Regions from separate parts of the Homo sapiens genome. Here region 2 is linked to region 1. Evidence: read pairs that join two places in POLR2A ChIA-PET (ENCODE). Cell type or tissue: GM12878. All regions are shown on one strand. Region 1 overlaps AUTS2 (activator of transcription and developmental regulator AUTS2). Region 2 overlaps AUTS2 (activator of transcription and developmental regulator AUTS2).

Region 1 (8,000 bases):
TTGCTTCTCTATAATGATGTTGGATTGCTTTGCTGGAAATCCTTACCATCTTGGTTTCTCTCCTCTGTTTCCTGTAAACACCAAATAAAAGTCCTTGCATACAAATGTTACCATCTTTGGAAAAAAAAAAAGTCCTTGTAGTTGTTAACAGTTACAGAAAATATAACCTGAAGACTTGGAGTCAAAAAACAAATCCCTGCCTTCCCATACAGTCAGTACCAGCTATAAGCTAATTAAACTCAACTGTTCCCACCTGTTCCCGGGGAGGCCTCTAACAGTGGCACATGCTTTTCTCTTTGGGACTTAACATTTTTCAGAACTCTTTAAATTTCATTTTCTAGGCCAGGCATGGTGGCTTTTGCCTGTAATCCCAGCACTTTGGGAGGCCAAGGCAGGAGGATTGCTTGATTCTATGAGTTTCAGACCAGCCTGGGCAACATGACAAGACACTGTCTCTACAAAATAAACAAACAAATTAGCCAGGCGTGGTTCCAGGCACCTGTGGTTCCAGCTACTCAGGAGGCTGAGGTGGGAGGATCATTTGAGCCTGTGTGGTTGCGGCTGCAGTGATCATTGTTTGCACCACAGCACTCTAGCCTGGGTGACAGAGTGAGACTCTTGTCTCAAAGAAAATTTTTTTTCATTTTCCATTGACACCATACTAAACAACGTGTATTTCCAGAATCAACCTTTATTTCCCTAAGAAAATGTAGATTGTGATGTCCCTGGTGAGCAATAAGTTAATATTGGCTGATAGTATTTGAGCAGCAGTGACAGATAGGAGGAAGACAGGAGGGAAGAGATGGGAGTGTTGCTGGGGGAGTGGGTGTGAAACCATAACACACATATATGGTCACGTACACATCTGTAGTTTACTCAAATGGCATTTTCACAAAGCACAGTAGTGTTGCAGGTATCCCCCAGTGGGCACACAGAGCTTTCAGTCCTCACTGTGTGAAACTTCTCATACCTTTGATGTTGAATTTAAGTTCATTAGTGGCTCCTATAGCATGTCAGAGGTTTACCTCACTTGGTTCCTGACTCAACTCTGAAATGCTGAGTTTAGGGTGGATTTGAAGTGTCACCTTCGTCTCTACTTTCTAAGAGTCAGTAAAGAGCTGCCATGATAGTTAATCCTATAGTGCCTCCAATGAAGACTTAAATATACTTACTAGCCCAGACTTTGCTTTATCATTCTCCTGATCTATTAGTTTTATTCCTGTTGACAGCCAAAATGTAGGATCATGAACCCCACAGTTACATGGATGGTGACAGACCTGAGTTGTTGTCGAGAATCGTGCTGAGTTTTGTTATCACATTTCTTGTCTCGATTTGTAGCATCTCTGGATTTTACTTCTTTACCAGAATAGTGGTTATCAAAGTGTGGTCTTCGAAGCAGCAATATCATCATCATCTGGGAACTTGTTTGCAATGCAGATTTCCAAGGCTCTACCATGACTTCCTGAATCAGAAACCTTTGAGGAGGAAGCCAGCAATCTGTGTCTTAACAAGCCCTCCTGTGATTATACCCAACTTTAAGAATCACTACACAGACAGACGTTGCTTTCCTTTTAGTCTCTTGAGCTTGTAACAGTTGATATTTTAACTTTTATATGAGAGAGGACAGTTATATCTTCCTTTAAACTCTTATTTGGTGCAGTTGATTGTCAGATGCAGAGTGCTGATGTGAGGATGGACTGTGAATATGATCCACTGTGGCAGTGTTTATAGTCTCAGCCCAATGCCTTGTTGACTTAAGTAGCAGCCTTGATAACAGGAGATAAATCTGCAAAGATACTGTGAGGTTACATGGCAAGGCTTTTAAAATACACCAACATTACATTTGTGGCAAGTGCTTTGCTCAATGTTGGCATTTTTGAAGTCACCCTTTACCTCTGCCCCCTGCCCAGAAATTTCCTTGTGAGAAATGTTTTTACGTTAGACAAACTGCCATGGGGGAGGATAGTCAGAAAGAGGAGACAAATAATACGCAGAGGCAGACTTTTTTTTACATTTGTTGCTCAGAAGAAAAAAATTCCAATGAAGAATGAAAGAGGCTTCATATCCTGAATAAAGTAAATGATCTGGGTAGGATGGTACAGGAATAGAATGTGACTATAAAAAAGAACCAAATTGTGCAGACAAGAAAATATGAAGGAAAAAAGAATAGGAAAAAGACAGGGAAAATGCAAATTCTTATGGAATATTTTTGCAAATCTGTGTACAGAAGGAACCAAGCAACGCAGATCAGTTCTTCTGAGGCTGGGAGTTCTAAAAATTATGCAGTATCAAGGAAGGCTTTCTTCCTGAGTCAAGTGTAGGAAGCAGAACCAACCTTTATTTCTCTATGAAGATGTATATTGTGATGTCCCCAGTGAGCAATAAGTTAATATTGGATGATAGTATTTAGGCAGCAGTGACAGAAAGTTTTCTTTCTCCTGACTGAATCTCACACCAAGGTCCCTTTTTATTTTTAATTGTTTAGTTTAATTTTTGTTTTTTGTTTTTTGAGACAGGGTCTTACTCTGTTGCCCAGGCTGGAGTGCAGTGGCGCGTTCATAGCTCAACTACATCCTCAAACTCCTAGGCTCACACGATTCCCCCACCTCAGCCTCCTGAGTAGCTGGGACTATAGGCACGTGACACCACACCTGGCTAATTTTGTAACTTTTGATAGAGACACACACGGTCTTGGTCTTGCTATGTTGCCCAGGCTGGTCTCAAGCGGTCTTCCTACCTCCACCTCCCAAAGTGGGATTACAGATGGGAGCCACCATGCCCAGCCAAGGCTTTTTTTTTTTTTTTTTTTTTTTTTTTTTTTAAACCAGCGTCACAACCACAGAAGAAAGACAAGAGGAAGATATGAAGACAAAACTCAATTTTTTTTACTTAGTGTGTCTAGGTAAAGGTTTAGTAGGAGATAATGTAGAAATGAAATATGATAATAGCTTATTTGTGTTGAGTGCTTTGATGTATGAGGCATTATTCTAAGGGCGTTATACTTGTTGAACTGTCTACTTCTTACAGAGTCTGATGAGCTACACTCTGTTTGTGTATTTGTTTTTGGTGGCTTTTTTGAGACAGAGGCTCACTCCACTGTCCAGGCTGGAGTGCAGCGGTGCCATCACGGCTTACTGTAGCCTCGATTTCCCAGGTTTAGGTAATTTACCCACATCTCAGCCTCCCAAGTAGCTGGGACTGCAGGTGTGCACTACCACGCCTGGCTAATTTTTTTGATGAGCTAGACTCTGTTACCCTCATTTGCTAGTTCATGAAATTGAGGCAGAGAGAGAAAGTAAGCAATCTGGCCAAGGCCACACAGCTAGCAAATGGGATTTAATCCCTAGCATTTTCATTCCAGAGCCTTGCCTTTAGCCATCACACTCTACTGTTTCTCTTCCATAGTCGTCTTCTTTCTTGTGATTCCAAGTTAAAGAATTGTCATGGATGAGCTTTTTCCAGGAGTAAAGGTACTTGTTGGACTCTTCATCAGATTTGGTCGCGGGAAAAGAGGTTGTTGCTCTTCCTTAGAGACCTGTTCTTTCTGCATTTAAAATCTGAGTGTAAATTTTTTTTTAGCTGGAAATTTTAAACGTGTAGCAAGTGTGGCCAGCTTGCTCTTGTAATGTTTAGTTTCCTGGACCTCATGTTGCCTCCCTAAAACTTAAATGGGGTTGTGGTTGCACAACAGTATCATGGAAATGAAATGAATCTTAAGCCTAATGAGTTTGAATAAGATGAGCACAATCTAATTTTGTTTCCAGTCGTTTTTCCTCCTTTAAACAAAGAATATCATGCCAAATTGGAAACATTGGATTGTGTCACTGTGGGTATTTATTTTTTACTACATGTCACCAAGATCCAGATTTGTTGAGTGTATTAGTTACATATGGGGTAAAATTCTGATTTTTTAGGTGTATTAGTTATGTATGGGGTACAAAATTACCACAAAACTTACCATCTTAAAACAGCAAACTTTTACTATCTTAGTTTATGTGGGTCAGGAATTTCTGAGTGACTTATCTGGGTAGTTCTTGCTTGACTTCTCTTTTGAGATTCCAGGAGTAAAGGTACTTGTCAGACTCTTCATCAGATTTGGTCCCGGGAAAAGAGGTCATTGCTCTTCCTTAGAGACCTGTTCTTGTTGCATTTAAATTCTTAGTGTAAATTTTTTTTTAGCTGGAAATTTTCAACCTGTGTAGCAAGTGTGGCCAGCTTGCTCTTTTAATGTTTAGTTTCCTGGACCTGCAGCCGAAATGTTATCTGGGGCCACTGTCATCTGAATGTTTGACTGGAGCTGGAGAGTCTGCTTCTAAGATGGCTCATTCATATGGCTTTTGGCAGGAGGCCTTGGTTTCTCACCACATGGACTTCTTAACATGACAGCTGGTTTTACCAGCGTGACTGATTCAAGAGAGAGAAAAATGACCTAATCTTGCAAGTCAGACACTGTCACTTCTGCCACATTCTGTTAGTCAGAAGCAGGTCATTAATGGCAGCCTGCACTCAAGGGGAGGAGAATTAGGCCCAAGCTTTTTTTTTTTTTTTTTTTTTGAAATGGAGCCTTGCTCTGTTGCCCAGGCTGGAGTGCAGTGGCACGATCTCCCAGGTTCAAGCAGTTCTCCTACCTCAGCCTCCGGATCCTGAGTAGCTGGGACTACAGGCTTGCACTACCATGCCTGGCTAATTTTTGTATTTTTAGTAGAGACGGGGTTTTACCATGTTGTTCAGACTCATCTTGAACTCCTGACCTCAGGTAATCTGCCCGCCTCTGCCTCCCAAAGTGGGGATTACAGGTGTGAGCCACCGCACTCCGGCCAAGGCCGCACTTTTGAAGGGAGGAGCATTAAATTGTGGACGTATTTTAACCACCATAGTAGGCCTGACTCCACACCTACTAAATCAAACTCTCTGGGTATAGTAATTTTCATTTTTAAGATTCTCTCAAATGATTTTTATACACACTTAAAATAGAGGACAACTGGGTATCTAGAAGTAAATGAATGCTATCATGGCACTATACTAGTTTATTTAAAAGGCCAGATGTTTTTCACATGTTTAGCATTCTAAATATTTGAGGTTTGTGGATGAGGTCACTTGGAAGTAAAAAAAAAATTTTTTTTCAGGTTTGCGCTTAGGCACTAAATCATATACTAGGTAATATAGTACACTCTGCTCAGACTGCATTTTATCTGGATGGGCCCTTAGCTTTTTTTCTGTTGCTCATTCAGGCAGATGAGCCCCACTCTAATGTAGCCTGTGGTATCTGACCAGCTGCTCTCAGTGCATATAGCCCAAGCAGGAGCTGTAGCTCCTGATTAGAAAGAATGAAGTATATGTCTGGGCAGGGCAAGCCAAAAGGGATTCTGAGGTTCTTGTCTCAAGATCCAGGGTGAACCAGGCACCATCTGATGATGGTCTTTGGCTCATTGGCTCCTACAGCTGCATACTTTGTTAGGAGACATGAGGGGTACAGAACCAGGAGTTTGCAAAGAACAATCATTTGCCTTCTGGAGCCCTTCTAACCTGGACATCACACCCTTTTGATGTTAAATGACAGACGTCTGGCTCTGTGTGACATCATACCTATCTTATCTTAGTGTACCTCAGCTAACCTCCTGAGGCTTTTGGTGGGGAATCAGGCCTCATTCCCCATCATAGACATAATTTCCTTTTTTTTTTTCTGAGATGGAGTCTCGCTCCGTTGCCCAGGCTGGAGTACAGTGGCGCGATCTCGGCTCACTGCAAGTTCCGCCTCCCAGGTTCACACCATTCTCCTGCCTCAGCCTCCCCAGTAGCTGGGACTGCAGGCACCCGCCACCACGCCTGGCTAATTTTTTGTATTTTTTTTTGGTAGAGACGGGGTTTCACTGTGTTAGCCAGGATGGTCTCCATCTCCTGACCTCGTGATCTGCCCGCCTTGGCCTCCCAAAGTGCTGGGATTACAGGCGTGAGCCACCACGCCTGGCCGATCATAGACATCATTTTCTTACCTTCCCATTCACATTAGCTCTTAGCCATCTGAATGCATGCCTACAAGGAATGCAATTGGTTGCTTAAGAACGGAGGAAACATGTTATGGAAATCTATACTTCTCTTCAAATGTTTGTACCACTCACCTACCCAATTCCCTTCCCACCCCAATCAAAAGACAAATACCCATGCTCAGAACCTGGGGGCTCACATTTTACCTGAAATTCCACAAGTAACAGAAGCACACATTTAGGGGATAAAACCCTAGAGAGAGAGTAACACAATCCTGGCTGCCATCTCAGAACAAGAGAGCATTGTACCCAGAGTCCATGATCACATACTGGAATGACTGTGTGACGGAGCTGACATGCCCCAATAGGTACAACAGATTGTTCTGCTTGTAACCAATCAATACCACAATTAACAAATATTTATTGAACACCCCGGAAGCACCCTGGTATATACTGTCCTCATCAGCTATTTGTTAGAATAACACGAAACCTCCTGATCCTCTGTCTGCCTTCAGGCTTGCCTCTGCCCCAATAAAATCAATTCTCTACATCAAAACCAGAGTGACTTTTCCTAAAATATACACATTTGACCAGGTCATTTACCTTGAAATGTTCTGGTTGATGTTCAGCATCCAGATAAAGCCCACACTTCCCAGCATGACCTAAGAACCTGACCGTGTGACTCTGCTTCCCTCTTACAGCTTCTCCACACATGTTCCAGCGTCCAGGCACTCTCCACTCCTCGTGCCTCCCACCATGCCCACCTCTCTTGTCCTTCCCATCTTTATGTGCCACATAACAGCGGCTAAGAGTGCCGGCGTCAGAGCTCATAAGGCTTTGATTCAAAACCCAACTCTATGACTTAATAATTGTAGAGTCTTGGGTAAATTACTGGATGTTTCTGAGCCTCAGATTCTTCGTATACAAAAATAAACCACCAGCCTCACAGGATTCTCATAAGGATTAACTGTGATCATATTTAAAATGTTTAGCACAGTGCCTAGCCCATAATTAAGACTGAGTAAATATTGCTATTGCTATATTGATGTATGGAAAGCCCTTGGCACACAGTAGTTGTTTAATTAAAAAAAAAAAAAGATCCTTGTCTCCGGGAGCCTCAGTTTTTTTTTGATCATTGGAACTTCTCAGTGTGACATTCAGAGTTTGATATAGGAGTGGGGATGGCATTGGTGTGGGTAGAGAACTAGGGTTTTGAGGGAAAGAGAGAGAAAGTTGATAGGAGGAGCATAGATGTAAAAACCATTGTGTGTTTCCATGTGATCTTCCTTCCGTTTGAATATGACTAAAAATGTCATTCGTTTTGGGGCAGGGAAAAATGGTAGACTAGGATTCGGAAGAAACTGACATTCTGACGTTGAGTAAGTCACTGCTTTGCGCCTTTATTAGTTCATATGTAAAATTGGTTCATCAGATACTGTTTTTGAGAGCTTTTTAAAGACTAGAAAACATAACGTGAAATAAAATGACAATATTATACCCCTAATTCTACATTTACAGCATATTCAACATTTTTTTGAAAGCAACATTTTTGTTTACACATAACAGATGCTGAAGCACACAGCCCCCTAGAAATGGAGGTTGCCAGGAGGATAAAGAAGATCATGAATGCTGCCAGTGTCTCTAATCTTTGCCCTCATTCCTTGTGTGTCTCTCATTTGAGAAGTTCTCACCTTTCCTGGGGGTTCTCTGGCCAGAGTGTTTTTACTCTGCACCACTCTACCTGCCGTTGACTGGGTTACCTTCATAAAAGAGGAATCTGAAGGGCCTTATGGGAAGAGTACTGCTGGTGGACACATGGAATCAGGAAGCATAGTTTGAAATCTAGCACAGATTAAAACTTGACCTAACACTCAAAAGGTTTTCTTCTCTGTGATCTAGGGCTCTCTGTGGTCACCATATTGCATCACTATGAGGTTTAAGATGAATGTGTGGGTACCTAGCAAAGGTCTGGCATGTGATGGATACAGGACAGTCTTGTCTTTTCCTACTTGGACA
Region 2 (8,000 bases), 71 kb after region 1:
GATAAGAAAGAGGTTAGAACCATAAGCAGGGTCCCAGTCATGGAAGGCTTTATTTGGAGATTGAAATTGATTATTGGATAGCCATTGAACATTGTAAGCAAGGAAGTGGCATGCTTAAACTTGCACTTTGGAGATGTCACAATCCTACAACAGGCTGAAAGGCTGGAGACATGGAGGCCACTTGGGATGTTGTTAATGGAAGTCCAGATGAGGAGGTCTGAATTAAGGTAGTAGCAGTGTAGTCACAGTGAGGTGGACAACAGATGGCGGAGATTAAGAAGGTGGAATTTGTAGGTGTCAGCCCCAGGCATTGCATCTATTTTTTTTTTCCAAGTTGTGGAGACGGAGTTTATCTCTGTCACCCAGGCTGGAGTGCAGTGACGCGATCTCGGCTTACTGCAACCTTTGCCTCCCTGGTTCAAGAGATTCTCATGCCTCAGCCTCCCAAGTACCTGGGATCATAGGCATGCACCACCATGCCCAGCTATTTTTGTTTGTTTGTTTTGTATTTTTAGTACAGACGGGGTTTCACCATGTCGGCCAGGCTGGTCGCGAACTCTTGACCTCAGGTGTGAGCCATTACGTCCAGTTGCATTGCATCTGTTTGATGTTGGGTATCTAGGATGTACATCTGTCAACTCGTGATGCCTCCCTGAACCTTCGATGATTATCTATTGACTATAATCTACCCCCAACCCTTTTTTTTTTTCCATTTTCATCTTTCACTGAATTCCTCTGTGGATCCATTGATCACGCTTTGCATATTTATTCCTTCTCCCCCAACCCCATTCTTCCTGGATGAGCTTTTTGCTCTCTTTTAAACCATTGCACTTGACTGTCTAGGCATTTGCCAGTATATCAAATAAGTATGTATTTGAAAGTCTAGGTGAGCCTTTCTTAAATACTGGATGCTCAGTCTAAGGTATCCATTGTGTTTATGGAATTACTTTCTCTCCTGTGTATCTAAATGGTACTAGTTTGATACTTTTCTGAAGATAATTGAGAAAAAGTAACTTTGATCTTTTTTTCTTCTGTGGTTCAGAAGAGAAATTATTTGTTTCTTGCTCCTATCTGAGCCAGATTGCAAATTTAGTGCTAAGATTTCTGGCATTAAGAGGATTATTATTATTATTGTTAAATTGATTGTCTCATTAGATTACCAACATGAGGCTCATGGGACTTAAAAGATTTATGCCCATATCCTGGTTCCATTTTTGTGTAGAGCCTGTGGGATGAAAATGGCTCACAGGTCTGTTTGTGACACAAGTAGCTTGATAGATGGCCTATGGTTCATGTGTAGAAAATGTTGGCGACTATAGATTTATTTTAGTATCATTTTAGGAAGCACAAAAGTGGTGTCCCAATTGAACCTTATGGAGAGAGCATCATTACTTTCCATCACAGGTTCAGACTTTGGGACCCCAGGGCTCTGGAAATGGAACTCTTTGAAGAGGTCAGAGCCTCTATGCACCCTCTCAGTCAACTCAACTGCATGTAGAGGAGGGAAAGAATGTTGTTATTATTCTTAATATTCTTATAGTAGCGTCTAATAGTACATTAGTAAATAGTTATTCACAAATGGTTGTTCCTATTGCTTAGCAATTTCTGATTTCAGATTTGTGTTTTGGATATATGTGCATACTGACCTTCTGCCTTTTAATAAATCTAGAATTCATTTGATAGTACAAATTAACAAAACCAGTTGTAATAAAAATATTGAATTTTAACTTTAAAAAATATGCAGTGTGGCCAGGTGTGGTGGCTCATATCTGTAATCCCAGCACTTTGGGAGGCCGAGGTGGGCAGTTCACGCGGTCAGGAGATCGAGACCATCCTAACGAACACGGTGAAACCCCGTCTCTACTAAAAATACAAAAAAATTAGCTGGGTGTGGTGGCGTGCGCCTGTACCTCGGGAGGCAGAGGTTGCAGTGAGCTGAGACTGTGCCGCTGCACTCCAGCCTGGGTGATGGAGCGAGACTCTGTCTCAAAAAAAAAAAAAAAAAAAAAAAAATATATATATATATATATATATATATATATATATGTATATATAATATGTATTATATATACATAATGTATTTTATATTTATATATATTTTGAGATATATATAAAATACATTATATATATACATAAAATATTTTGTGTATATATATATATATATATATATATATATATATATATATATATATATATATATATATATATTTTCAGTGTTCATATAACAAATTTCTTTTGAGAGCTACCAAGGACCAGACTTGGTGCTGTGGGATATTTGATAGGTGTGAGACAGTCTTTTCCTCAGAGGGTTTGTATCCTAGGAGTAGGGATAATGATAACTGCATAAGCCACCTGATTGATCTGGAATTGGATGCAACTTTTACTACAGGAATTGACATAAGGATTTAGACCCTTTTCCAGTACATTGACCTAGTAGTATTAACAGGACTGTGGCAACTTTGAACTTCCCTAATGAGAAAAACATGTGTTGGTGAGCAGGTATTATCACATCTTCCCTTGCTTTTCTGTTTAAATACAGTATCCTATTCAGATAGGCAAATCTCTGATGTTTTGTTGAGTGAAGTCTATGGGCCAGATCACATAATAGATGATGTGTTTGTTGGTTGCCCACTGATTAGCTTGGGACTTGTTACCTAGAGGTCCATGGCCCTTCTGAAGTCTTCATTATGTTGTTAGTTTCCCAAAATGATCCGCTGACACTTGTTCTAAATATGGTTTATTTTTTGCAGCTTAATGATTTACTTATTTGCCAAATACTGGGATTTGGTTTCAGAGAGCATCCTTTTCTACCTCCTTGGGTATATAGGCCTTGATTTATAATGTCTAGTTACTCTGTCAATGAATCAGTTAGTGACCATTTTGAGTGTTAAGAGCTTTGAGTAAAGAAGTGTGTGAAAAGCCTTCTGCCACCAGGAAGCTTGCTTCCCTGTGCCTAGTCTAAACCAAAAGTCTTCAAACTTTTTTGATTGTGAACCCCAGTTGGACAAATCACTTAGAGTAAGCACCTCATTTTAAAGTTTTATATTTATACTACTGTACTAATATATAGATCAGAAACATACCGAATTAGAAAGTAATAAAGAATGAGATGCATATTTATTTATTTACTTAAACTTTTATTTTAGATTCAAGGGATACACATGCAGGGGTGTTACCTGAGTATACTGGGTGATGCTGAGGCTTGGGGTATGAATGACCCCGTCACCCAGGTACTAAGCATAGTACCTGGCAGTTTTTCAACTCTTGCCTCCTCCCTCCCACTTCTGATAGTCCCCAGTGTCTTTTGTTGCCGTCTTTATTTCTATGAGTACCTAGTGTTTAGTTCCCACTTACGGGTGAGAACATGCAGTATTTGGTTTTCCTGTTACTGTGGTAATTCGCTTAGGAGAAAAACACATTTAAATAGACATTATAATGCAGTCTTACCCCTCAGTGGAACATCCTACAGACCACTGGTGTAGACAGAAAGTGCTAGAGGGGTGCTTGGGAGAGAGAAATCATCCCTGAGGCACGTAGTGAAGAATGAGTTGTGTGCAGGACATCACCAGAGTCATGGCAGGCCGTGGAGAAGATATAGTTGGTACCATCTTTTGGTGTAAGCAGCAGGGAGCCATGGATCTTCCTAGGAGGAGCCACAAGGTAGAAGTGGCCATGCCATAGATGCCTGCATAGCATAGTGGGCTGGGGTAGACGGTGGGGGGCATGTGTGTAAAGAGAGAATGTGAGGGAGACAGGTTGGTATCCTAATCCTAATCCCACAGCAGAATAGAAAGGCAAAGAGGATGGTGGTGGCAGGTAGGGTGAGGAGGTAGTGAATATGTGGACATTTCCTGCATGACCAGAACTGCTAAGGAGGAAGTGAGTCTTGAAGTCTGCTGGACAAACAATGGTTTGTAGTAGGAGAACCCTAAGGTGGAGGGAGCGGGGAGGGGAAGGACTGGCCACATCCCAAAACCTTATTATGTCCAATTTTACTGCAGCTGTTTTATGACTGCAACATTTTTGTTCAGGAAATCGTTTATTTACCCCCACACCTTTTCTTTTAGACTAAATGACAAGAACCAGTGCTCACATCCAGGGTCAAAGCTAATCTTTGAGGAGGTGGAAAACGCCTCCTTGTTTCATTGTCTCTCTTGAAAGTGGTGTCTCCCTTTCACTCTCCTGCAGGAGAGAGATGTCCAGGTACTGCCTAAGCAGCCCCAGTGAAAACGGATGGTTCTTGAGGCTTCCAGAGGTCAATCTGGCATAAGAAGTAAAGAAGAAGCCACATGACTCGGAGAGGCAGAATTTCTTTCCTTGGACAGGATAGAGCTTTTAATTGAATCCAAATCACATCTCTCATCCTGTGAATGCTGGAGAGCAGTACATTTTTAACTAGGAAGAGCATCAATTATGTATTAGCCACGATACTAATTTACCCTGAGTGTGTGTCTTAGAGCTGGCTTTCATCTCTGCATAGCCACTGATGTAATGCCATTGTGTTTCTATACTCAACCAGTCGCTCTTAAGATAGGGTGTCCTGCTATTGAAAAGAGTAGAAAGTAGGGATTGCTATTGCTGAGGCTCTTTCTGTGTTCTTACAGCTGAGGGCCCTTTGGGATACCACCTTAGGGTGGGAGAGCTGTTCACTCACCGTTGTGCTTTGAGATGCAGACTGGGGCTTGTCCTTTTACTCTGATGCTGCTGCTTTATCAGTTATTTGGTATTATTGTGTTCCAGGATAAATCTCTGGAACCCTCAGTTATAGATATTTGAGACTTTCTGTGTGTGTGTGTGTGTGTGTGTGTGTGTGTGTGTGTTTGAGACAGGGTCTTGCTCTGTCGCCCAGGCTGGAGTGCGGTGGCACGATCTCAGCTCACTGCAGCTTCCCTCCATCCTGGGCTCAAGTCATCCTCCCACTTCATCATCCCAAGTAGCTGGGACTACAGGCATGTGCCACCATGCCCGGCTATTTTTTTTTTCTTTTTTTTTTGTAGAGACGGGATTTTGCCATGTTGCCCAGGCTGATCCTGACCTCCTGGGCTCAAGTCATCCACTCACCTCAGCCTCCCAAAGTGGTGGGATTGCAGGCGCGAGCCACTGTGCCCAGCCTGAGATTTTGAACATTTGCCTCCAGAAAATGTAGGCAGTTTCTGTGGCTGCTTATTTCCTCGCCAGTAATATATTTTGCTTGTTCCTAGAGTACTAAATGTAATGATGACCAAAGTGGACTGAGCATTTCCTAGATCTTGACACTCTTCTAAGCACATTATATATATTAACTTATTAAATTCTCACAAAAATCCTATGAGGTAAATACTATTATCATCCCTATGTTACAGATGAGGAAAATGTTAAATAACTTACCTAGTGAGTGTAGCATAGGCTCTGGTGTAAAAAGCTGATTCAAACACCTGCCTTGCCACTGTGAATCACGGCCCTCAGTCCTTTCCTGTGAAAAATTGATTTTTATTTTTTTTGAGACAAGGTCTTACCCTGTCACTCAGGCTGGAGTGCAGTGGTGTGATCATAGGTTGCTGCAGCCTTGACTTCCCAGGCTTAGACAATTCTACCATGTCAGCATCCTGAGTACCTTTTAATTTTTTAGAGAGATGGGATTTCCCTATGTTGCCCAGTGTATTAGTCCATTCTTGCACTGCTACAAAGAACTAACTGAGACTGGGTAACTTATAAAGAAAAGAGGTTTAATTGTCTCATGGTTCTGCAGGCTGTACAAGAAGCATGGTTGGGGAGGCTTCAGGAAATCTTCATTCATGGTGGAAGGTGAAGGGGAAGCAGGCACATCTTACGTGGCCTGGGCAGGAGGAAGAAAGTGGGGGTGGGGGTGCCACACACTTTTAAACAACTAGATCTCGTGAGAGCTCACTCAGTATCATGAGAACAGCAAGGGGGAAATCCGTCCCCATCATCCAGTCACCTCTCACCAGGCCTTACTTCCAATACTGGGGATTACAATTCAACATGAGATTTTGATGGGGACACAAAGCCAAACCATATCACCCAGCTGGGAAAATGGATTGTTAATAGTACCTGCATACAGAATTGTGGTGGGCATGTGATTTTGGCAGGTGATAAGCTCTTCATTAGCATTCACTACCACAGTGAACACCACCATCCTCCTCCTCATCATCATAATTATCTATCCAGAGGATCATGTGAGATGCTTCAAACCCCTGACTAAGGCAATCTCAAAGGATAATTTGCCTCAGGTGTCAGAATTGTTTAGCTGTACTTGCCTTTCCTTGCAAATATAATGGCAGAAAAAGAGGAAAATTTAGACATTTTGAGCCTTTTCGAAGCGGGAAATCAGGTAAGATATTTTCAGATAGATAATTTGTTTTCTCCTTGTGCTCTTATCACTTCCTTCCTCTTTCTCTCCCACCTCTGAGAACCCTGGATGAGGGTAGATGAAGTAGAGGAGAGGGTGGTGACAATGGTGGTAAAAGAAAAAGTAACCACCAAACATGTACAGAACCACTCCAGCATTTAATTAAAGCCTGCAGCCCTTTGTCAGCCAGAAGCTCCTCTCATGGTGAGAGAGGCAGAGAGCCTTGTCACTGTCTCTAGAATTATTTGTATAATTCAGCAGCTGTTTCCCTCAGATGCCTACCACACGAGGTTGGATTATAAAGACGTATGAGTAGAATCGCCAAGGTTCAGACACTTGTGTTCACTGTTGAGCTGAGAGCCACTTAGGCTGTTCTTGTACAAATGCATTAGATTATGGTTAAGCAGCTTATGGACATAAAAACACATTAGAACTTTACAGCACTCTATAAATTATAGTTTTTGCAGCATTCACAGCCACAATGCTAGGTAATTACATTCATTAATCTACTAGTAAGAGCACATAAAGTTGCCTCCCAAACCTTACTGTATGTGTCAGTACTCAGCTGGGAAGGAGAGTTTTTTTCCTCTCCTTTTTCCCCGTCTTTCCCTGTTCCATTAAGCCTTGTGTGGGAAGATTTTTGATGTTACATTGAGGTGTTCCCTAAAAGAATCCAATAAACCCATTTTTTTTTTTTAATGGTTAGGCTCTGGCAGGAGGCCTTGTAGGTAATATTTTCATGTTGAGCTGCACCTAGTAACTATTTTTGTATGCATTTATTTTCTTTTTGGAAATGGACAGATGTCTCATTTGGAAAGCCAGCAAGTTAAAGCAGTTGAAAAGAGATTAATGATAGAATCAGTGGTAAATGCTTTTTCAGGACTTCTTTTTGCCTCTCTCTGGTAGCAGTTAACATGATGGTCCTTTTAATTTTGGATCTATCAGGAGTACAAAGTATTGCTCTCTTCCCATGCCAAACTTTCCTAAAGTTTCCATCTTTCCATATGGTGATAGGAAATGCCTCCCCCCACAGCCCTGTCTCAGAACTTTCTCTTATTTGCATGTCTCATAAATTACAGAAGGCAGATTTAGGAAGAAATGCTGGAACTTTATATGGTGCTAGTATTTCAAGGAGCAAATTGTACTTTCTTCGCATTATTTCTCAGGTTAAATAGACCAAGTGGACCAGGCGTGGTGGCTCACACCTGTAATCCCAACACTTTGGGAGGCCGAGGTGGGTGGATCACATGAGGTCAGGAATTTGAGACCAGCCTGCCAACATGGTGAAACCTCATCTCTACTAAAAATACAAAATTAGCTGGGAGTGGTGGTGCACGCCTGTAACCCCAGCTACTCAGGAGGCTGAGGCAGGAGAATCGCTTGAAACTGGGAGACGGAAGTTGTAGTGAGCTGAAATCAGGCCACTGCACTCCAGCCTGGGCAACAAGAGCGAAACTCTGTCTCAAAAAAAAAAAAAAAAAAAAAAAAAAAGACCAAGTGATAGGCTGGGCGTGCTGGCTCATGCCTGTAATCCCAGCACTTTGGGAGGCTGAGGTGAAAGAATTGATTGCTTGCTCAGGAGTTTGAGACCAGCCTGGGCAACATAATGAGACCCCATCTCAATGTAATAAATAAGTAAATAATTTTTTTA

The links. Peaks named below come from ENCODE experiments on the same cell type or tissue, not always from the same donor. Only the 100,000 strongest peaks of a DNase experiment are listed, where the experiment ranks them.
Region 2: POLR2A ChIA-PET joins it to region 1 with 16 read pairs; 2 of 35 experiments call an interaction of 5 or more read pairs at or near these places.

Annotation. Positions count from the first base shown.
Region 1 is chr7:69,803,408-69,811,407 of GRCh38, forward strand. The region is part of intron 1 of AUTS2 (activator of transcription and developmental regulator AUTS2); the gene reads left to right. Among named protein-coding and RNA genes, the nearest start is that of AUTS2, 210 kb to the left of the region's middle. RefSeq lists an enhancer at 726-775. In GM12878, no CTCF peak of the experiment used is centred here; DNase peaks (open chromatin) are centred at 934, 1,325 and 4,412; H3K4me3 peaks cover 965 bases; H3K27ac peaks cover 3,147 bases.
Region 2 is chr7:69,874,338-69,882,337 of GRCh38, forward strand. All of the region lies in intron 1 of AUTS2 (activator of transcription and developmental regulator AUTS2), which reads left to right. Among named protein-coding and RNA genes, the nearest start is that of AUTS2, 280 kb to the left of the region's middle. In GM12878, no CTCF peak of the experiment used is centred here; no DNase peak of the experiment used is centred here; H3K27ac peaks cover 2,055 bases.